Linked DNA regions of Homo sapiens: all the other regions are linked to region 2. The links are chromatin loops, found by intact Hi-C in ENCODE. Cell type or tissue: GM12878. All regions are shown on one strand. Region 1 overlaps DOCK2 (dedicator of cytokinesis 2). Region 2 overlaps DOCK2 (dedicator of cytokinesis 2). Region 3 overlaps DOCK2 (dedicator of cytokinesis 2).

Evidence for each region. Hi-C counts contacts between places; a loop is a spot of excess contacts. Peaks named below come from ENCODE experiments on the same cell type or tissue, not always from the same donor. Only the 100,000 strongest peaks of a DNase experiment are listed, where the experiment ranks them.
Region 1: a loop joins it to region 2, with 8 times the contacts of the local background. A loop is called at or near these places in 2 of 110 quality-filtered maps.
Region 3: a loop joins it to region 2, with 8 times the contacts of the local background. A loop is called at or near these places in 2 of 110 quality-filtered maps.

The regions. Positions count from the first base shown.
Region 1 is chr5:169,716,707-169,724,706 of GRCh38, reverse strand. DOCK2 (dedicator of cytokinesis 2) reads right to left here. Exons shown (of 52, transcript NM_004946.3): 21 at 7,223-7,323; 22 at 5,916-6,050. Among named protein-coding and RNA genes, the nearest start is that of DOCK2, 83 kb to the right of the region's middle. RefSeq lists an enhancer at 4,757-5,056. In GM12878, no CTCF peak of the experiment used is centred here; a DNase peak (open chromatin) is centred at 4,616; H3K4me3 peaks cover 740 bases; H3K27ac peaks cover 2,154 bases.
Region 2 is chr5:169,802,062-169,810,061 of GRCh38, reverse strand. It overlaps DOCK2 (dedicator of cytokinesis 2), which reads right to left. Exons shown (of 52, transcript NM_004946.3): 26 at 6,856-7,004. Among named protein-coding and RNA genes, the nearest start is that of DOCK2, 170 kb to the right of the region's middle. RefSeq lists enhancers at 1,300-1,877, 4,512-4,561, 4,692-4,741. In GM12878, no CTCF peak of the experiment used is centred here; a DNase peak (open chromatin) is centred at 4,301; H3K4me3 peaks cover 883 bases; H3K27ac peaks cover 4,889 bases.
Region 3 is chr5:169,743,791-169,751,790 of GRCh38, reverse strand. DOCK2 (dedicator of cytokinesis 2) reads right to left here. Exons shown (of 52, transcript NM_004946.3): 23 at 4,287-4,395. Among named protein-coding and RNA genes, the nearest start is that of DOCK2, 110 kb to the right of the region's middle. In GM12878, no CTCF peak of the experiment used is centred here; DNase peaks (open chromatin) are centred at 3,364 and 5,505; H3K27ac peaks cover 2,783 bases.

The sequences.
Region 1 (8,000 bases), 85 kb after region 2:
GATGCTGAAGGCAATTAGAGAAAGGGCAATCACGTCTGGCCCTGGGTGAGGTAAGCTAGACTGGAGGCGTCGCTGAGCTGCGAACCATGCTCCTGAGATGCCCTTGTTAATGTGGTGGCAGCTCCAGTGCAGGCCAGTGGAACTGTGCACACCAGGGCAGGCTTTCTCGGCTCTCGGGGGTAGGGAGCAGGATGAAGCTTCCAGGTGCTGAAGCTCCCATCAGGACACAGAGTGCAATTTTTCTCTCCCCAACCAGTGACTTGTTCCCAAGGAGTGTGAGCTCACCTGGCCTGCCCTGTGTCAACTTTTCTTTATTCATTCCCTGGGGATGAAGACAAAGTCACATTTGCCTGAATAGCTTCACTATAACAGCAAGGATGCCTTTCCTGACCACTCCTGCTCCAGCTCATCTTGTTGTTGTTGTTTGCAGAATTCCTACTGCACTTAGGGATGTTACCATGCTTCCTAGCACTGAAACCCAAGGAGCCATGTGCCTCTCAGCAGCCCCTAATGTCACTCAGTACGTCAGCCCCTCCAGTCAGAGTCGCCCTCCCTCAGGACAGCCCCTCAACATGGCCAGCCAGACTTCACATTTGCATGGCCCAGAAAAATGATCAGGTTCTCACATTTGCTTCATCAGATGAGGCAGAGTGCAAAGCCTCACTCTGCTATATTTCTTAGCTGTGTGATCATTGAGCTTGACTCTAAGCCTCAGTCTCCTTCTTTGTGAAAGGGGGCTAGAAATGGTGTCCAATTTCATACTTAATGAGTGCTTACTACATTCTAGTTGCTTTAGTGTACCACAGAGTACAAAACAGTCAAAGGTTCCTGTACTGATGGATCTGACATTCCAGCAAGGAAGGGACAGTCAACAAAAGCATGATTACTATATAGTATGCCATGTTTAGTTCTATGGGGAGAAAAAGACATCAAAAGGAAGAGAGAAATCAGCAGTGCTCGGGACAGGGGTTGCAATTTTAAATAGGGTAGTGAAAGAGAGGTTTGAGCAAAGATATAAAAATGGTGAGGGAGTTAACAAATGGATCTGGGGAAGGGTGCAAAGGTCTTCAAGGAAGGAAGGAGCTTGAGCCACAGCAAGTCCAGTGTGGTTGGCACAAAGTGAGTGAGGAGTAGCAGGAGATAAAGTCAGAAAATGGGGTCCTCCGTAGAATTTTTGTGAAGACTGCTGAAGATGATAAGTGAATAACCATGTATACTGGCTATGTGACCAGCACTGTGCTAAGTAAGTACCTTACATCCATTGGGCTCACTTAGTCTGTACACCAACCCTGTATGGTAGGTACTATTATGACCGTGTTACATATGAGGAAATTGAGCTTTAGGCAGATTAAATAATTTGTCCAAGGTTGTAAATGCTAGTAAATGTAATGGCAAGATTCCAACTCAGAATTCACACCCAAGCAGACTTGGCTTTGGAGACTGTGCCTTTCACCTCTGAGCTGGCAGTTTCTCATAAGCAAATGAGCTGGAGCTGGGGCTGGTGAAGGAGGAGTTTGTGGAAGCAGGAGATCAGGGTTAAATGGAGATGGGGAAGGAAGCAAGACCCAAATAAGCAGGTCTGTAATAAGAGCAGAAGGCAGGATGCAAAGAAAAGCAGGCATAGCAAGCAGGGGCCAGAGACCCGGGCACCACAGCTGCTCTGGCCAGAGGGGCCTGATCACACTCACAGAGGAAATAAGAGCAACACACAGAATCAGGACCACCCAGTGAGGGCTAGCAGTAGACCAGCGTGAATTCCTGGGGCCAGGAGAGTACCACATTGTGGTCCTCAAAAAGCACAGACACCTGGTAAAAGTTATCCCTGCCTCCAGAGAAATAAACTGTAAGAAATGTTTAGGATAGTATGAGTAGTAAGTCAAATTTTAAGCTTGAATCAAGACCCTGGAATTTCTTCTTAATAATTTAAATCTGAGTTTTTGAAAAAAGCACCCTTGCTGTTTCTCCTAAGTGAAAACATGATACCAGCTAACATTTATTAAATTTATGAAATAAGTACCAGATATTGCATGGAGCACTTTGTACCCATAATCTCATTTCATCATTGAAACACAATGAACTGGTTTATCCCCATTTATAGATGAGGATGCTGAGGCTCAGAGAGGCTGATTCAATCACTAACCCAGGTACTTATAGAGGCAGAGATACCACTATACCCATTGTCTGTCCTGCATGAACATCTCCTCATAACTCTTACTCCATGCTGCCCCTTGCACTCTAGCCTGGGGCAGCATGAGGATCTGTGAGGAGCAGAGACAAGTGGGAGCAACTCCTGTTGCAGCACAGTGTTCTGGTTCCTCTCCCTTTTAGAGAGTTATCCTAACTCTGCAGTCTGATTCTCTGTGCCTGCCAGTAGGACAGGGAGCTGCTTAGTGTCCATCACATGGAACAGGGAAGCATGGTCTGCTCCAAACTTTGTGTAATTCCACAAGCTCAGAAACCTTGGGCATCTGCACAGCTGGTTGTCTGAGCTTCAGGATTAAAGGCACTGCAAGGGGCTTTGTAAAGAAGCTGAATCGTAGAAGATTATCACTTCAACTCTTTCTGAATGTTCCTTACAATGCTCAATACCTCCCAGGAGCTCAGTCATTCTACAAAAGCCTAGTGGATATTGGACATATTTATGGCCACCAGCATCTTTCAGACACACTTCCTATAATTTAGGAATTACTCATAAGACTGCCTCCCTGTGGCAGAAGCTAGAACCTGCTCTGCCAGCTTCCTTTGCAGCTACAGCACTGGCATGTGCCTAATCAGAGACACTTGATCCAGACTTTGACTCAGGAGCTAGTGACACAAGAAGCGAGGGACAAGGAACTCACTCTCTTCTTTCTTTGGCTATAGATAAAAATGAATCCTTCTGAACAATATAGTAAAATAAAAATTCCACCCCTTCTCCACAACGACTCTTCTTTCCTTACCCAACTATACGTTGCATACTGACACAGGAAAATCCTTAGCCCTTGCAAGTGTTCCTGGGCAGGATGTGCAAAAAATAATGGCAAGGGAACAAATAATGGGAGCTAGATCCGCTGCAGTTATGCAAGCAGGGAAAGAGAATAAAGGATTCACAGGAAACAGACACACAATACCAGATACAATTAGCCCCAAACCAATAATTCAATTCTGATTTCCCAACAGCTGGGTTAGACATCTCAAAGCATTGAAACTTCTGTTTTCTAGTTTCCCACAGAAGATGCCCCCTCGTATGGAGAAATACCCCAATAGCTTCCCAATGCCCTAGAGACTCCACTGGAGAGCAGATCATTGCTAAAGATTCTAAAAAGAACAAGACACAAAACCTACCTTCTCCTAGCATGAGGTCCTAGACCGTCTTTGCAGGTCAGCCTACATTTCTGTTCATGAGGAAGGATTCAAGATTAGGCTTGGGTTGCTTTAGAGACCTCTCCTGACCAAATGTCAGTGATGTGCTGCTATTCTAGGGATACAGCAAGGAATAACAGATCACCCTGCTCCTGAATAAGCCAAAAGTCACTTAGCATTTACGTCACAGCAGCACTGAATTTACACCAGTTAAAGAGTTAGGGGTTCTGCAAGATTATATGCCTTGAGGCAGAGAAGAGCAAAACAAATGCACAAATGTATTTTGTCCCAGTAGATGGAAAACACAAAAACTAACAGACGTAAGACATGAGAGAGTTATACTGGCTGGGCGCAGTGGCTCACGCCTGTAATCCCAGCACTTTGGGAGGCCGAGGTGGGCAGATCACGAGATCAGGAGATCAAGACCATCCTGGCCAACATGGTGAAACCCCGTCTCTACTAAAAAATTAGCTGGGTGTGGTGATGCGTGCCTGTAATCCCAACTACTTGGGAGGCTGAGGCAGGAGAATCAGTTGAAGGTGGGAGGCGGAGATCGCAGTGAGCCATGATTGTGCCATTGCCCTCTAGCCGTGATTGCGCCATTGCTCTAGTGACAGAGCAAGACTCTGTCTCAAAATTAATAAATAAATAAGAGAGTTATCTTAACAGAAGCTCTGCAGTCTCATCTCCATGTGCCTTCCAGTAGGAAGGGGAGCCGCTCAGTGTCCATCTCATGGAACAGGGAAGCTCAGCCTGCTCCAAACTCTGTATAATTCCACAAGCTCAGAACCCTTGAGGATTAGCGCAGCTGGTTGTCTGAGCTTCAGGCACTGCAAGAGGCTTTGTAAAGAAGCTCAATCCTTGAAAATGGAAGGAAAAAATGGAAGGAAGGAAGGAAGAAAGGGAGGGAGGAAGGGATGGAAAAGGAAAGAAATATAGGAGAGAGGAGAAGCAATAAAATAAATACACCAAAAGGAAGAACTGAAAAGGTCTGAGAAGTAGAAAAGACATATTCTACTTATACATAAAACATTCTCACTTGGAAGATGGGATAAGATATCCTTGACTTTTAAGCTGTAACTGCAATGTCTGAATTCTTGAACTCCTCCAAGAAAATCACTCTTAGATTCACTGGAGTCTCATTGGTTTTCCCAAATCACTGAGAAGTATCTCTCAAACCTAGAATACCCGACTCAGACTTGACTAAATGACAAGCCAGAGGAATCTGAAACAGACACTTCACTTTCAGAATGACCTAAGTGCATTTGTTCTGTCGCATGGTTCAAGACACTCACATCTTTCTATTCATAACCTGAAATCTCAAAGAATGTGTTAAGAGAATCCCAAATGATTGCCTGTTTCAGATGCACTGTCAAATATAAAGCTTTAGCAGCCCATCCATTGTCATGATCACAATCACAATGATGGTCTTTTTTTTTTTTTTAAGAGTCAGAGTCTTGCTTTGTTGCCCAGGCTAATTCAAGTTTCTTTTGAGAACTCATCTCTAAAATAACAAGTCCACACCATAAGTGGCTGACCTGGCTATGACTCCAGTAATGCACACATGACCACAACTATACAAGACCCAAAACAGTTCTTGGCATAGGGTTTTGCTAGGACAACAAGGAACATAGAGTTGCTTCCACTGGTAGAATGTAAACTTGAGGATTCTAGCAGCCTCTGCGTCGGAAAACTTGCCTTATAAGACAATCAACAAAAAGAAAGCAGAGTCCAGATCTAGACAGACAGAGACTATCCCAATAACGCTGAGCATCTGGACTCAGCCATGCCTGAGGCCGACTACACCCTTGGTTTTTCAATGATGTGAAATAAAGTCTCATTTCTCCCTAAGTCAGTTTCAGTTGCGTGTTCTTTGTTTGCACTAAGAATCCAGACAATACTTTCCTTGAATGTTTTTCTTATTTTCCATCACACACAACCAACCTGATTACACACAAACAATCCTCTACCTAACTTTGCCCTATGGCCAAGATGAACATGAATTGTTCTTCTATAAATTGCATTTGAATACCTTCCTCTCCAAAGCCCTTCAAAAAGGCAGCTGGCCTCTGTGATACTGACCATCAAAATCTTCTAAGGTACTCTAATACATCAGCTCACTTTTTGGCTACTAGGATCTCAAGGACAGACAGGTCAACTGCAAATACCAGCTTATTGGCCATGTACAACCTACAAGAGCCAAGTAAATGTCAGACTCCCTGAGTTCTGCCCTTCCTGCTCCCAGGCCCTCTAACATTGGATATAGATTGCTGGAAAATGTTCACCATATTTCAAATCAAATGAAGAATGTTAGATGAAACACAGAAGAGCCTCAAATCACATTTACTGGTTAAACATAACTCTGCAACCTGTTAAGATTTCTTTTTTTTCCCAAATGAACTTAGAGGGTACAATTATTACATATTCATTACTCTCTAGGTTGGATTCTTGAGCTGTTTTTGATCGACAGCTGGTTATAATTTTTTAAACGAGTTTCTCCTACAGTAAAAATACTGTTGTATCCCAGAGGAATTGCAGAGCTAATCAATCACTCTTACATAACAAGTACTCACTGTGAAAATAATGTCCTCGACCGAACAATGAACTTGAACACATATTCCAAAGCCTTCAGCGTTCTTAGGATTGGCTCACATTGCTCCCCTCTGCTGGAGGTATCCAAGTAAGTCTTCAGCACTGTCATCAATTTCCTGAATAAGGGATAATATTTTCAAAATACATCTCTTTCATCATGGTAATTAGTTTGCTCAGTAAATTATAAGGCATTCAATCAAAGGTTAAAGGTGGTAGTAGAGCCAAGCTCACTTACTCATTTGTAAGCATAAAGATAACTCTGCATAAAAATTATATTTATTACAGGGAATTAATAAGTATTTCCTGCTCATAAAAAGCCAGCAAAGAAAAAGATAGGGAGGAAAAAAAAATCTTTTGACTAGGAGAACTAGTCACAATCAGGCTACAAGTGGGAATAATGGGGAATAATGGTGGCAATAATGTCTTTTTTTTCAACTTTTTCTTTCTATAGAACATGCTCTTGTAATATCACAGAACTCTAAGTTTGCTTAGGAACTTTCTATGTTTCTTCTTTACCATAGGGCAGACTTCAAATTACTTGGCCTGACTTTCAAGGCCCCTTCACAAACTGGTCCCCACCAAACTCCCTGTGGCATCATCTCCTATCTCTCACCCTCTCCCTACACCCAAACCAGACTGAGCTACTTGGCATGTGCACTTTCTTCTGTGTAGCTCCCCCGCTGTTTTTGTTTTGTTTTGTTTTGTTTTGTTTTTGAGATGAGTCTTACTGTCACCCAGGCTGGAGTGCAGTGGTGTGATCTCTGCACAATGCAATCTCCACCTCCAGGGTTCAAGTGATTCTCCTGCCTCAGCCTCCCGAGTAGCTGGGATTACAGGCTCCCACCACCATGCTCAGCTAATTTTTGTATTTTTAGTAGAGACAGGGTTTCACCATGTTGGCCAGGCTGGTCTCCAACTCCTGACCTCAGGTGATCCACCTATCTCAGCCTCCCAAAGTCCTGGGATTACAGGCGTGAGCCACCACACCTGGTCTTCTCTGTAGCCTTTAAGTCCTGGTGTCCACTCAAGAAATGAGAGCACGCTAGCTGAATGGATGAATGAGCACTTCCAGGTACCACTGCAACCATAAGGCATTCATCCAAACCTATGGGTATTCCACATTTTTAATGATATCCAAATAACCCAAGCATAGGTTAGATTTTGTTAGAGAATGGAGAGCTCACACAGATGAGTCACAAAAGAAAATTACTCAAGTTCCTGTGCCCTAGGCATCCTGGCAGGGCAAGAGGGTGGTAGAGAAGAAGTTCCCATGTGCACAATTACTTACTTGTAAGCCAAGGTCGCACTGAAATGCTGTTGGATGTAAGCCTCCAGAACGGTGTTGAAATGCTGAAATTTCCGGTCTGCAATGAGTCCTATTATGTAAATCTGAGGAAGATGCAAGGCAGCAGTATTTTCAGGGCAAACCCAGGGCAGGAAGCCATCTTTACCTGGCATAATTCAACCCCCATTAAAATCCTTTGCCCAGGAATTAGCTCACTAATACATAATGAGTTCTCTTTATTAAGGTAGCATCTTCCCAAAGAAAATGTTTCATGAAGTGTGCTGTGGGGTGTTATAAGATGAAAAGGATTTCATGGTCAAATAGGTTTTGAGAAATGTCAGGTTATCATTATTAGACTTTCTTATTGCAAAACTTTTTAGAATCTTTAATATACTTATGTACATTGTGAATCTCTAAAAGGGTCATGCAACATTCAACACTTCCCTAAATTAATTAATCAAAGTATATATTTGTCATGAAACATCTTTTCTGAGAGCTAGCATTCTAGGGTACTCTCTGGGGAAGCACTTGATTAAGCCACAGTTGTCTCTCAGTAACCTCTTTAAAAATGCAAATATCCATGACACAAGGGGTTAACACTTAAAAACTTTGTTGGGCACTGATTCCCTAATGCAGATGTTTCTTGTGTTTATTTTGACATAACACTGAGAAAATCTGAGTCGAGATAGGGAGAGGACAAAAAGACCATAGGGGAGGACTAAAAGAAGGAAGATCTGGATGGTACAGCATCATGAAAAGTTCTGGGTGGGTAGGAGAAATG
Region 2 (8,000 bases):
GGTAGAGCAGCAAGATCTCTCTCCTCATAGCACTCTGGTTTCTGCAGGCAGACAGAAAAGTCCACAGAGGGTGACAACACAGGTGCCACAATGGAGCAAGCACAAGCTGCTCCTTGGACCACAAGAGACATGGAGAAGAGGATTAGAGAAGGCTTCTCAGGAGAGTCACATTTAACCTGATTTCTGAGGGGAAGGTAGGATTTAGCTAGGCTAAGAGCAGAGGTGATGCATTCAGGCAGTGTGAACGGCACTCCGCCGCAGTGAGAAGTGAGAGGGTGCTGCACAAGTGAGGAACTGAAAGGATTTTAATGGAACCAGAGAATAGACAGTTCAAGTGGGATGGGAGAGACTGAAGCTGAAAGCGTAAACTCTGCGAAGTCAGTGTGGAAGCTCAGGTTTGAGACCTGCTCTACACCTGTGGCTCAGGGAAGCTCCCTGAGCTTCCACACTCAAAGCCTCCTGTTACACAGGAGAGAGTAACACAAAATGACTGGCGCTGGGATATCAGGGTGCACACATGGTTCTGAAAACACAGACAAGGAAGTCCCTAATTCTGCCTGGGGGCAGAGCGGAGGAGAAGGAAGTGGGAATGGAATTGAGAAAATCTCAGAAAGGAAGTGTTATCTGAGCTGAACTCCAAACGAGTTTAGGATTCTACCTGCAGAGAAAGATGAGAAATTGGAAGAGCATTCCAAGCAAGAGACACTGCACTAAGCAAAAGCAAAAGCCTCCCAACTGATGTCTAAGTTGTGAACAAAAACATCAAAACCTGGCCGGGCGCAGTGGCTCATGCCTGTAATCCCAGCACTTTGGGAGGTGGAGGTGGGCAGATCACTTAAGGTCAGGAGTTCGGGACCAGCCTGGCCAACATGGTAAAATGCCGTCTCTACTAAAAATACAAAAATTAGCTGGGAGCAGTGGCTGGCACCTGTAATCTCAGCTACTCAGCCAGCTGAGGCACAAGAATTGCTTGAGCCAGGAGGTGGAGGTTGCAGTCAGCTGAGATTGCGCCACTGCACTCCAGCCTGGGCAACAGAGTGAGACCTTATCTCAAAGAAAAAAAAAAAATCAGAACCCTTAAACCATTCATGACTGAGAGTACCTTGGTAGCCCCCCACCCAGGTTTAGCCAATAGACTCAAATACTTTTTTAAAAAAAGATGATTCTGAGAATTCCTTATGTCCACGATTCAGATGCAGCCAACACCTTTTCTTCTTGAGAATTAGGAGTCATCTTTACCCACTTTAAGACTGCTAAGCAGAGTAGCAAACAACGACTCTCCTTTTTCTTGAGGAATGAAACATAAAAACAAAAACCCTGTCTTAAGAGGGGAAAAACCAACTCTCTCTGGGTCTGGAGCAATATTAAATTTTATCAGTTACTCGGCAGCCAGCAAAGCACAGAACGAAGCAGTGTGAAACCGCCCTTCAAAGTAACTGGAGTTGACAACTAAACTTGCTCAGTGAGGGGGGAGAAAAGGAGTTAATAGAGGAAGAAGTCAGGCCTTTTATCCTTCACCTGAGCTGGTCCCTTTCATATGCTAAGAGACCAGGAGCAAGCTGGGTGAGGGAATTCAACACTATGATTAAAAAAAAATCAACAGCCAGGCTAAGGCAGACATCTCCCCCTGAGTCCTACCATGACACCCAGGGTTTCAAAGAATAAGGTTGGCTTGCTGCTCTGGGCTGTAATTACCCAAACAATGACAATCTATTGAAGACAAGCATCCTGTCCCATTCCCCAAACACACAGCGCCCCCCAAATGGAAGCTTGGCATCCTGCACTGTAATTGCTAAATTTCCACACGTGGTTCTACCCTGGGCAATGCCTCCAGTAGGTGGACATAGTCTCTATTCTTGGATGTTCCATGGAACATCAATGGGTTGTTCCATGATGCCAACTAAAAGCCAGTAAAAATGGCTATGCTCTTGTCAGCAGAGAAGGTCCAAACAACCAGGAGAAAAATCCAGAACATTTGCTCTGGGGGCCTTTTTTATTAGTTTTCATCTAAGTGTTCAATTTTGAGAAGTTGGTGCCTGTAGAAAGCAAACAGCACATTCTACAGTCTGGATTTTCAAAGTTGGATCTTTGCATATTCCATGTCCCTTCTATCCCATGAAGATGAATTCATGAGTACAAATTAATGTGTTTGAAATATTTGCCATTTTGTGGTTTATTAAATGCATATTGGAAGATGCTAGATTTTTTTTTTTTTTTTTTTTTTTTTTGAGACAGAGTCTTGCTCTGTCTCCCAGGCTGGATTGCAGTGCCATGATCTCGGCTCACTGCAAGCTCCACCTCCCAGATTCACGCCATTCTCCTGCCTCAGCCTCCAGAGTAGCTGGGACTACAGGCGCCCACCACCACGCCCAGCTAATTTTTTGTATTTTTTTAGTAGAGACGGGGTTTCACCGTATTAGCCAGGATGGTCTCGATCTCCTGACCTCGTGATCCGCCCGCCTCGGCCTCCCAAAGTGCTGGGATTACAGGCGTGAGCCACATGCACCCAGCCGGAAGATGCTAGATTTTATAGACTGGACAGGGTTCTTAAATTAAGAAGGTAAAGAACTGAGAATGAGCCCAGCTATTCCTCTATTTCCAGTGAATACTAAAGGAAAAAAAAAGACAGGTCATATTAGAGCAATGGTTTCTGAGCATGGCCTCTACATTGGTAGCATCAACAGCACCTGGGAACTTGCTAGAAAAATAAGTTACTGGACGCCAGGACCCCACCGTCCAGACTAATGATCAGAAACGTGTTTTAACAGCTCCTCCAGGTTACTGGGGGTGCCTGCTCAGGTTTGAGACCTGCTCAACACCTGTGGCTCTTCATGCTGGCTGACAGTTAGCATCACCTGGTAATCATCACCTTTTCATTGCAGTGCCCCACCCACCCCAGACCAATTCAGTCAGAATACTTGGGACAGGGGCCTAGGTATTACTGCTTTTGATGCAAGATTTTTCTTCTCAGTCGCTTTGCAAGCCGGGGACCCCCAGCCAGTGACGCCCTGCCCAGGTCTCACTCAGCCCATCCAGCTCACCAACTATGTTATAGCTTGTACCCATATTCAGCGGTTCCGGATCTCTTGTGCCGCACCCAAGAAGAATGAGGATACGTGGGGCATTGAAGGGTGAGGAGGGCGGAGAATAATTTTCTTGAGCAGTGAAAACGGCTTTCAGTGGGGGGGCGGGGGGATGGTGGGGGGTGGAGGTGGGGCACTGGTTCCCCTACCCCAAGATTGGAAAGTTGTCCCCTCCCCGTCCCTCCCCACACCTTGTGTGACTGGGTCTGGGGCCTTTTATAGACTCAGAATGGGGACTGCCGATTTGTTTGTTAGTACGCAAAAAAAGGTTAAAGGGAAGACACCACTCAAAGGTGGGCATGACAGTGTAGAAAACCAATTAGGAAAAGGTAAGTTTATGTAAAATAAGCGAAGGGTGGGGATCAATCAGAGGAAAGTGTGCCAAATGGTAGGACAAGTTCTCAATCCAGTCTGAGGATTTAACATACAGCTTGACTTTCAGGTTTTAAACTCTTCGGCTTGGAGATGGGGTTTCACCGGGGACCCACCCCATCTTCCTACCCATTTGGCTGACTCCTGCTAGTTTGACTTTTAAAAAGCTCCCCGGGTGGCTTGTAATCCCAGCACTTTGGGAGGCCAAGGCAGGAGGATCACTTGAGGCCAGGGGTTTGAGACCAGCCTGGGCAATATAGTGAAACCCCATCTCTACAAATTAATTAATTAATTAACTAATTAACCAAGTGTGGTGGCTGGTACCTATAGTTGTATCTACTCAGGAGGCAGAAGCAGAAACCTGGCTCAAAAAAAAAAAAAAAAAAACTCTCGAGGTGATATGACTATGCAGGCAATGAGGCAATGTTGAGAGCCGCTATATATTAGAACATGAGAAATTTAGGTACTTTTGGGCCTCTCATTTTCAGTTTAGCTCAAAGTAATCATGGCTACTGAATGCCTCCTATTCATTGAAGAAGCTTTTGAGAAAAGAAGAGAGATTTCCATCTTCATGAGCAGGAGAGGTGAGATGTGAAGCTCACCAAAAGCATCAAAATTTCTACCAAATTCAATGGTGATAACAGTATTTAATAACTCATCCAGCAAAGACAGTTGCTCACCCGGAGAAAGGGGTGGGTTAGTCCCCACAGTCAGAATTCATTATAAGAGCACTGCACTCAGAGGCGGTAAAGAGTGACACGCACCTCCCACACACCTCAAGTCCAGATGCCACAATCCCCCACGGGGAGCTCAGAGCCTCCCACTCACTTCTTGGCTTTGAAGCCCTAAGTATCGAGGGTGTGTAAGACAGCAAGCAGCCTCTTCTCACCAGTGTCTGATGTCAGGGAATGTGCAAAAGGGTGACAGCCTGTCAGGGTAGAGCTCTAGGGGGCCACTCCCCTGGGATGGGCAGAGCCTCAGCATCCTACTTCACAAATAACTGTGAACTGGGGCCATCTTTCCACCAAACCAGGAACTTGACAATTAGCACATTATAACTGGATCCCCCAAACTGGGGGCCACTGGCATATTCCCAAGGACCCACATTTTTTTCCCCATTTAAAGGGATCTGAGCATTACTAAAATGTAAAAAACACTGTGGATTGGCTTTTCAACAGAAAGAGGCAAATTTTTTTTTAAGACAGAGAGTCAGGGTCTGTTCTGTCACCTGGGCTGAAGTGCAGTGGCAAGATCATAGCTCATGGAAACCTTGAACTCCTGGGCTCAAGGAATCCCCTCACCTCAGCCTCTCAAGCAGCTAGGACTATAGGTACATGCCACCACACCCGGCAAATTTCTTTTCTTTTCTTTCCTTTTTTTTTTTTTTTTTGTAGAGACAGAGGTCTTGCAATGTTGCCCAGGCTGGTCTCAAACTCCTGGCCTCAAGTAATCCTCCTCCCTGGGCTACCCAAAATGCTGGGATCACAGGCATGATCAACCTCCCTGGCTGAGGCAACATTATATAGGATGTTACCACAGAAATAATAGACAAACCCTCATGTTTCTACACTATGAGTAAGACTGAAATCTCCCTTTAAAAAAACAATTTTTAAAAAGATCAAATAGCTAAGACTGGAACCAGCTCAACAGCTGGCTACTGAATGTCCTTATAGAAACATCATCACCCTAACATCATCATCTGAATGAATCTAGAATATCTAAGCTTTTGGTTATTATACTGTCTTTCCATTAAATGAGGTAGGAGTAGAAAGAAAAAGACCATGCCTTTGTATCCCCTATGCCTGTGATTACACAGAGTCTGAATCAGACTGACCTGTGTTTGAATTTTGACCCTGACATTTATTTGCTCTATTTATTTGGCCTTGAATGCTAATGAAGTCTATGAATTTCAGGTTTTTCATCTCTAAAATGGGAATAATAAGCCTTAGTATCTAGGATCAGGGTGAGCAGAGAGAATGCGCAGATTGCATTTAGCACAGTGCCTAGAAACCAACAAATAGAGATATGATCATTAATTATTCACCACTGAACACTAGCTGAAGCTTCACCTCCTTTGTGTAGGCTTCCTTGACAAAAATGCTTACGCGCACGCGCGCGCGCACACACACACACACACACACACACACACACACACACACACACACACACTTTGTAGCTCTTGTACCCCAAATATGCATCTAGATTTTAGTCGTTATATATTGGGGATAGGTTTTCTTGTTCCCAGTGCCTAGCGCACACCGGGTATGTCATATGTATTAATATTTCTGCATGAATGAATGAAGCAAGCTATGCATATGTAGTAATAAGACAAGAAGCGGCTTAATTGGGATGGTAAGTGTAGAAAGGAAGAGACAGGAGAAGACAGTATGCAAGGAAATTGATCATAATGGTTGACTATGGATCTGACCAGTAAAGGAACATTGCTCTGCAGAGTTTTCGAATTACAGTCAATAATAGACACAGTTCATTCAGAAAGCTCTTCTCTGAGGATGTTCTAGGGAGGAGAGAGAAAGGGGCAATGCTCACACAAATGCTTAGAAAAAAATGTATTGGTTGTTTGGGTCTATGTAGTCCTCTGAAGCCAGTCCCATCTAAGGACTGAATACCTCCTGGACATTACTCAAGGACAAAGAGGAGCTGCCAGAGGAACCTGGGTCAGATCCAGCACCCTCCTTCCATCTTCCAATGCTTAAGAATTCCAGGCCTGGGTCTAATCACTACCTCTCAGTCTTCACCACCCCATCTGGCTTATCTTCTGCAGATTCAGCCCTTTGGAAGCCCTCCACTTACTCCCACTGAGACTTTCCTTTGGTTTCCGTCCCCAGCTAATCTCTGAATGACGTCTACAAAATACACAGTAACTTCACGGCCACAGGCATCTCCCTACCACCATCCTACTCCACACCCTATCTCTGGAATCTGAGCCCCAGCAATCTGCTCATCCAGGAAGAGGCTTAATCATTTTTGTCATTTCAGAAGGTAACTGAAGAAACAAAACCGAAGTAAATCAGCTAAGAAAGCAGACACGAGAGTTTTCTTGCTGTCTAGGCATAGGAAACTCCTCCTCCCACCCCTGCAAACTAGGGCGTGAGTACGTGGACAAGCCATCTTAAAAGGCTGCAATAATGTCTATACCCACATTCTGAGAAAGCCTGGCCAACAAGACACACAGAGACAAAATGCTAACATGATTAACTCCAGTCCCCTAGCCATCCTTCACAGCAATGGGGGTTAGTCACAGGAAAAGTAGGCCTGCTGAGCAAGCCGTTGACTTTTATCTTTAGACTCCAGCTGCTATCCATCAGTATCAATATTTCACAATGTAATCAACTTAGCCCTAGTCTGAGTCCAGGATATCTACATCATCAGGAGGACTCACCGCATCCTGGTAGCTAAGGACTTCCAAGATGCTGTTGAGCAATTCAACGCAGTACTTCCTCTCCAGGACCTGGTGTTGCATGTCATCCTTCTGCTCCAGCAGCTCCTTCAGCTCTTTGGTGATGACAGGAAGCAGAATGTCCCGGCATTCTGGAATAAAGACAGTTCAGAGTAGTGTAGAATTCCTCATTTTTTAGTTTCTTTTCTTTCATATATGCATACAATGTTTCATTAAATAAATAGTTCATGAAGACATTCTCCTTGTAAAAAATTAAAATATTAAAGATTAGGTTAAGATTTCCTGAGAACATCATTCACAATTCTAGTCCCTTTTCTAACCCTTCCTACCCAGAGGCAACCAGTTATTTTATTCTGTATATTCTAGTATGTTCTATATATTTTATATATACACATACATATAAAAATGTGCCATATGAAATATCTAGTGTTATTTTAACTTTGCATTTCATTTAAGTCTATTACTGTCACTATAAACTTCCAAGACCCTTTTATACAATTTTACTTATGTGTTTATCAGTATAAAACATATAGTTATTTTGGCTTTGTTTCCATTTTATACAAGGGGACCATGATGTATATATTACTCTGAACCTTGATTTTTTTTCACTCACTAATATTTCTTGGAGCACTTTCTGTATTATCACATTTAGGGACCAACTTAGTTATTTTTAACTGTTTTATAGTACTCCTTATCATGGATGTATTTTTCTATTCAGCCATACCTGTACTACTGAACATTCTTCTCTGGTACAGACAGTACAAAATGAACAACCTTCCACTTGCATCCTTCTGCACATTGCTTTCATTTACCAGCATGGCCAACGTGGCGAAAACCTGTCTCTACTAGAAATACTAAAATTAGTTGGGCATGGTGACATGCGCCTGTAATCCCAGCTCTTTGGGAGGCTGAGGCAGGAGAATCACTTGAACCCAGGAAATGGAGGTTGCAGTGAGCTGAGATGGTGCCACTGCACTCCAGCCTGGGTAACAGAGTGAGACTGCATCTCAAAAAAAGAAAGAAAGAAATTAAAACTTTTGCAGAGAAGGGTATGTCTCTTGACATTGCTGTTTCAGGGAAATTTCTGGAAGGTTCTGAAGCCCTTCGCAGCTTTGTCTCCATATTTC
Region 3 (8,000 bases), 58 kb after region 2:
AGCAGAAAGTGTTTTTATTGCTCCTTTCCTCTGAACTACTGGCTTTCAATTCTCCGTGGTCTTGGTGAGCTGCTGCCACGCCGACTCAGAACAATAAGAAAAACCACAGAAAGCAACTCACAAAAGCTGGGTGAGCATTAGAGATGGGCAATAACTTGCTTAGGTTTCAGAGTTAACAGTGGACACAGCTGAGATTTGAACCAGATCTGCTCTACTCACAATTAAATTGGTCACAAAAGAGGGTTTCCAACATAAGCCGCTACCCAGCTGGATGTGAAAAGTTTGAACCAGGAACATCAACCACGGGCATTCATATCCTCTGCACCCAGCCAGCACTTATGGCTGATGTTACTAATAGCTCACACCCCATGCAGGCTCAGAATCAAGACTCCGGTCACCTCGTACTATTTCACTAGCTGAAACTTTCCCATGCATGTTTTCATACAGTCACTTCTTGTGGGTTTATTCTCTTAAGAATGTATATTTATATTTCTTGATCTAACTGAATAACTGAACATCCTAACACTATTTAGTCTTGTGTAACAAAATTAGGAACACAAATGCCCGCCTTCTGAATCCTCACTAGTAAAATACCCAAAAAGCTTCTGTTTTATGATGAAGTAAAGGAGGAAGAGGTATAAATGATTAAAAAATGATTTAAACCAAACTATGTAACAGGCTTTATACTTCAGGTTTCACATATATTACTTTATTTCACCCCCTCAATAATCCCCTAAATTACACATTTGGCCTTCCATGTTACAGAGGATAAACTGAGGCCGAGAAAGCTGAAACGATGTGCCTAAGGCTACATGTCCACATCTCTCTGGTCAAAAGCCAAAGCTCCCTCTCCTGCAGCAAATCTCAAAGTCTATAGAAGAGTCCTTGTGTGGGATTTGCTGACATCACATGGGCTTGACACCTCTGCCCTCATCATTAAGTTCTCTTCATATGGTACTGCTCTCCATATTAGAATGTAACTTTAAATTCTTCTTCGATAACTTTTCAATAGCTATGTAAATAGGTGGAAAGCATCATTGGTTTTATGAAAATCCCTGAGGCTAAATTTGACCCTTAGAGCAAATTGAAAAAGAGATGAAGCCCCTTTCTATGTCTCTGGAGTGGAAATCTATGAGAACAAACCAACAAACCTGGCCCAAATTATAAGGAAAGCAAGGTATTTCTAACACAGCTACCCAGACAAGAACCACCTGGGTAAAAAGACTTATGCCAAAACCATAATAATCATATTAGTTCACTGCATTTGCATAGCATTTTATAATTTGTTCTTTTGCAGACAATGTTTATTTGATCCTCACCCACACAATGAAATCTTATAGATGAGGAAACTGAGGCATTGAGAAGTTAAGTGACCAATGTAAGGTCATGCAGCTGATAAAGAAGGGCATTCCTATTGACCAGGTGTCTTGAGAGCGGCAAATGCTCACTTGTTCCTCTTTGCTTCCTTTTTTTCTCCTTCTTTCTTTCCCTGCCTTCTTACTGTCTCTCTCCCTTTGTTCCTTCCCCAAATATATGTGTAGCCCATCGTAGGGAAACAGGTGCTGAAATTAGAAAGAGTAGCTCCAAAATTACCTATTCCCTCTTCCATTCTTCTCTCCATGGCACCTCAACTTCTTTGGGGCATCAGCGCCTTTCTCCTCTGGGATGAGAAACTGGCTTTATCTATTGGCTCATCATTTCTGCTCTTTCACACTTCAGCTTCCTTGGAGCTGATTTCACACCTGATTCAACCCTATAGCCTCTCTCATGGCAATTGGTCATCCTTGGCTCTCTCCAGATATCCCAACACTGTGTGGCTACTCACTAGAAGCTCAGTTGCTTCCAGTGTGATACAGATGCAGTGGCTGGCTGGGGCTCCTGCCGCATCTCCTCATGCTGTCCCCTGCTCCTGTTATCCCCTTAGTCAGAGAATGATGAAGGGGTTAGGAATATGAGGAATACATTTTTTGTTTGTTTGCTTTTTAACCAGGAGGGGGTAAGGGAAAAATAAAAACTAGAAGACTGCAGTCCCAACTAATCCATAGGAAGACATCCATCCCCAGCAGGGACTAAAGAAACAGTATAAAGAACAGGCTAATGCCGTGGTAGTGAGTATGGTCTTTAGAGCCAGGCAGGAACAGATATGAATCTGAGCCATCCCACTTCTCAGCAATGGTGCCTGGAGGAAGCTGTTTCAACTGTCTGAGCTTCAATTCCCTCATCAATAAAATAGAAACCTTAAGACGTATCCCTAGTGTTATACATTAATTAATTCAACAGATATCTATTAAGCATCAACTAATAAATGATTATTAGTTGAAGACACACTAATCATTGTGTTTTCAACACTCAGAATAATCCTAATATTAGGATTAGAGAACTCATATGATTATTATGGTTTTGGCATAAGTCTTTTTACCCAGGTTCTTCTTGTCCGGGTAGCTGTGTTAGAAATGCCTTGTTTTCCTTGTGATTTGGGCCAGATTATGCTGGTTTCTTCCCATAGATTTCCACCTCAGAGACATAGAAAGGGGCTTCATCTCTTTTTCAATTTGCTCTAAGGGCCAAATTTAGCCTCAGGGATTTTCATAAAACCAATGATGCTTTCCACCTATGTGTATGGCTGTTGAAAAGTTATCAAAGAAGAATTTAAAGTTATGTTCAAATATGGAAAGCAGTACCATGTGAAGAGAACTTAGTGATGAGGGCAGAGGGGTGAAGCCCATGTGATGTCAGCAAATCCCACACAAGGACTCTTCTATAGACTTTGAGATTTGCTGCAGGAGAAGGAGCTTTGGCTTTTGACCAGAGAGATGTGGGCATGTAGCCTTAGGCACATCGTTTCAGCTTTCTGAGCCTCAGTTTATCCTTTTATAACATGGCAGGCCTAATGTGTAATTTAGAGGATTTTTGAGAGGGTGAAATAAAGTAATATATGTGAAGCATGAAATATAAAGCCTGTTACATAGTTTGGTTTAAATCATTTTTAATCATTTATACCTCTTCCTCCTCTATCTCATCATAAAACAGAAGCTTTTTGGGTATTTTACTAGTGGATTCTAGAGGAGGGTATTTATGTTCCTAACCTTGTTACATAAGACCAAATAGTGTTAGGACCTTCAGTTATTCAGTTAGATCAAGAAATACAGATACACATTCTGAGGAGAATAAATTTTAGAATTATCAGGATTATTCTGAGTGTTGAAGACACATATGAATAAGATAGTTGCCTTCCCCAACACACAGGTTTCCACTGTTTGTTAAATTAAAGGAAGCCATCAGCAGAGTGGTTCTCAAACTTTGCTTCACAGTAAAATCACCTGGGGAATTTTTTAAATCCCCTGGCCTGGGTCACACTCCATACCAATTAAATTAGAAAGTCGGGTGGTTGTAACCAGGCATCAGAATTTATTAAAGATCCCCACACAATTCTAACGTGCACAGTCTGGACCCATAGCATGAGAAGCAAACATTCCCCAGGCTGACTTCCACCTCTGCTTCCTCACCTTCATTCTAGCTAAACACTAGTACGTCATTAATTCTAACCAGTGCCTGGGCATCTCAGGCATAATGGATCTTTAAATTAGCATCTAAAAGAATAATATTGATTTAAAAAAAAAAAGCAGCAGCAATCTGCATTAACTCATTGATTTAGATAAATGTGTTTGGGCTTCGTTTATTCACAGCACATCAGGCACTCCCAGCTTCCCCCACCCGCACCCCCAGTGCCTGCAAGTGCATTCTGTGAAAGTTCTGAAGTCTCCCTGAAACAGCCTCTTCATTCAGACTCTTAGCTGCTCAACTCCTTCCCAAACACAGGGATAGGCCTCACAGTTTCTCAAAGATTTGCAGTCTTCACAGATTAGCATCGTGGACCACACATGAGAGGACTCATTCTCTCCAAAGCACCTCTTGTTTATTGAGGAGCCCTCTTTAATCCCAAAAGGGTCCCTGACTTTATGTTGTCGAGAATTAAACTCAGTTTAAGAGACTGCTACCATGAACTGTTCTCTCCATTGGAAGTGGATCCGGTTTGACTAATTTCCTTCTAGGTAACAAAAATTTCAGAGCTATTTTAAAAGAAGGCACTGCTAGCTTCATGGGTAACAAACAATAAATACGTTTTCTCTTGTCCTGAGGAGCCCTTGGTCTTTAACCTAGTGGCCAGCCCAGGCCTTCACTGGATACAAGTTTGCATATTTAAGTAAAAGAAGATATTATCTTAGCATGCTGTTATTTACTGGATGGCCAAGGAGAAGATAGATTTTATTGTAGCATAAACCAACCTGCAAAAGGATGGTAGTTTTGTATTGACTTTTCATCAGATTGTTGATGGATTCAAAGAGCCGTCTCATGGATTCTTCAAACTCCATCTGTTCTTTGCCTTCATAAAGCCTGAAACAAGATACATCTGGGTCATTTCTCAAGCTAACAGACAATACTTTTAAAAGTGTGTACTAGGCACAAACTTCATTTAAAATTTAAAACAAAAAGGAGTGGGAGGTGGGGACTTCAAGGAGGAGAGGATTCTGCAGATGCTGCGTGCATCATTCTCTCAAGGGAAAAGCCTCATATCCACCATACCCAACAGAAACCCACCAACTAACAGGGCATACACCTTCTGCCGTATTTTTTTAAACCCCAAGGAAACCCCAAAGGAAGGAAATTTGTCTGAGCTGAGGAGACATTAATAATTTCACCCTTCTGCAAGAATCAGAGGAAAGATTGTGATCATCAGATTTTCAAAGTAACTTGGAAATATCAAGGAGAAATATTTTCAAATGCACTGCCATTTCCGCCACCCATTGTCTGTTTGTCGGATGAGCCCCAACAACCTGTTTTATGTCAGGGGCCATTGCTTTCCCTTCCTTCATTTCAGGAGTTAACTTATTACCTTAAGCCTTTGTTTCTCTGATTATAAAATCCCTACACTGTAAAACATGTAAACCTAACTGAAATACATAACTTAGAAGGTGAGACTCCTCATTAATCCAACCAGGGAGGTTAGCTATTGTCAAAGTTTTAATGGGTATCCTTCTAGGGACTTTCAATGCCTATAATAATATACAAGTGTAAAATTGCATAGAACCAGTCCCTCATGTAAAACCAGTCTCCAGGTACCTGCCTGTTATCAACCCCTTCCCCCAGCCTTAGGAGTGTTGCTCTGCTCAAGGCTTCTCCAAACAAATGTTTATCACCAACCGTGAAATATCCGCAGCCTAATCTGTGGCATCCAGTGTGAAATGCACAGAAGAGTGCTCCTGTCTCCAATTCAGATAAAGAGAGTCTCTCCTGTCACAGCCCTACACGCTCAAAAAGCTCCTCAGTGTGCCCGGGCCTTGGCAAAGGTGCTTTCCTAGATAAAGCACTGACACACTTAACAGGTTTGTTTGCTCCTCAACCACAGAGCAGGCCAGCCAGTCACAGCCCCCTCAGCACTGTCTCTGCAAAATCCCCATCCTTCCCCTCACCCTTCTTTCCCGTCTTTCTACTTCATTTCTGTGGCTTTAAGTGTGTGCCTCTTCTGTTTATCTTCTTGAGTGTCAATCACTCTCTTTCTCTCCTTGGGTTTCTATGTCTTTATATCTAGTTCTCTCCCCACCCTCCCCCTGACTTCATCACTCTCTTTCTGTCTTAGTCACTCTCTGTCTCTCTTTCTTTCCTTCTTTTTCTAACTAACCCCCTCTCTAAAGCCCTCCTGAAGTCAGAAGCATAAGTGAAGTCAGTGCTGAATGTTCCCGTTGGTTATGGGGACTCAGCAATTGCTGCTGACCTTCTGGGTCCAGCTCAAGGTCACAGAGACAAGGAGTGTTGAAGTGGCTACGTGCCTAGGGCTCCTCATTCTCTTCCTCTCCCTAGTTCCATAGCTCCCTCTGCTAACTCACCCCCACCCCGGCTTTTACACAGCTCACTCCTGAGCCTTCTTGTTCTGCCACCAGAGATAACTGCCACAGCATATATATTCTAGAGTCAATCTGCTTTGGGTTCAAATCCCCACTGCCCGGCAGGCACTTTATTACAAACAACAGCAAACATTACAGAGCACTGCTCTGCTCCAGGCACCTTCCTGGATGCCTGTGAAATCACTCACTCCTCACAACCACAGCATGAGGCAGGCACTAGTATCACACCCACTTTACAAATTAATGAAGCTCACGCAACATGCCAGAAAACACCAGGCCAGTGAGTGTCAGAGCCAGAATTCAAAACTGGCCATCAGCTCCTGAGCCCAGCCTCTCAGTCTCTTTGCACACTGCTTTGCTCTACACTTTACTGCCCCCTTAATTCCCACAAGCCTTGGGCAAAGTGTAAACCATAACAGTACTGTGTCAGAGGATTGCGAGGATCAACCCACATGGGAAGTTCTCAGCATGGGTGCCTGGCCCCAGCAGATGTTAGCGCCTGCCGTACTGTTGTCAGTTGGAAGAGTAGCATGATTATCATTGCTCTCATCCCCACTTCACAGATAAGGAAACAGAAAAACTCTCAAGAGGTTGAAACTTGCCCAAATGTCATCAAAGTAGAAAAGATGGGACCAGAGTACCCTGTCCTTGACCTGGCTGAAAAGAGAGGATCCTAATCCAGCATGGTGGTGGTCAGCCTCCCCATGAGATCACACTGTTTGTCTTTCTTTGTGCCCACAGCCACCAGCAATCCCTAATGGACTGTCCACTCATCATGCCTTTTGCCTTGAAGTCTGTTACTCTTCCATGAGGCACAGCTGCCTGAAAACGCTGAATGAATTCCATCACCATGGCTGCTACTGGTCTAGAGTATTGAACCTGCCCACTGTGTCTCCCACCCACATTTAACATCCCGACCTGGCTTCCCAATCATTTACAGACACATGGGCTCTTTCTGTAGGGTGTACCTGTGTGTGTGGTGGGGAGTTCTGCCCAGGTCCTCCTGGGAACCACCTGCTCCTCCAACAAGGCTGGGCTCCAGCAACACTTTCCTGCTGGTTGGCCTGTCCAATCCTACCCTCCATAACTGAATGGCCCCCTGGCAGTTCTCCTTCTGGAATTTGTCATTTTTAAGAAAGAAACATAAAAACAGGCTTTTTTGGAGTGATCTTAATGGCAGCACTCCAGGGGGAAGGGTCATGAGCTCCTGCTGAAGAGATCCCTGAGGCTGTCCTGGTTCCCAACTTCTCTGTGTCTCATTATTTAACTTTTTTTTTTTTGATTTTATGAGCTGCACAAATATCTTTAAAATAAACTCTCCTTTTTGCCTAGACTAGCCCTGGCTGGTTTTGTTGCAAACCCTCACTAGTCAGAACTTGGCAGAGTAGAGCCAGCTTCTTCCTGCAGCTCCCCTGAGTTTGAAACCAAGAGCTGCTGGGAAGTCCGGTGAGCATTTAGTTCTTGCTCTTATTGTACAGATGAAGAGACTCAGGGCCAGAGAGGGCAAGTGACTTGGCTTCACCATCTTATAAATATTATGTGACTGAACTGGAAGGAAAAAAGATTTTTAGTCTGTAAGACTAAACCAAGGCTCTGCTCAACTTTAAATTTTGTAGGAAACTAAATTTGATTTTCACGAGAAAGAGAGCAGTGATCTGCTCTAGGTCACAGACTGTGCCAATGATATAGCTTGAACCAGAACCTGGTATTCTTCTTCTATGTTCTCAGCATCTAACAGGGGAAGGCAGATAACACAAATCCCAGGAAGCCATGATTAGGGGCCTCCACTCCAGTGGGAATCCAATCTGCTCCTTGCTATTCATGTCACAAGTTAAGGGTCTTGACACCACACTTGAGTCCAGGGATGAAAATATATCCTGCACCTGCCTAAGTCTTATAAAGGATAAAAAAACAATTCTAGGAGGAAAATGGGGGAAAAGTACATATATATATATAATAATATAAATCTTAAATTTATAATTTAAATATAAGTTTATACAAATTTAAATATAAATCATAAATTATATATTATCTATATGTCTTAAAATATAAATATATATATCTAAAATATATATACATATTTTAAAATATTTACTT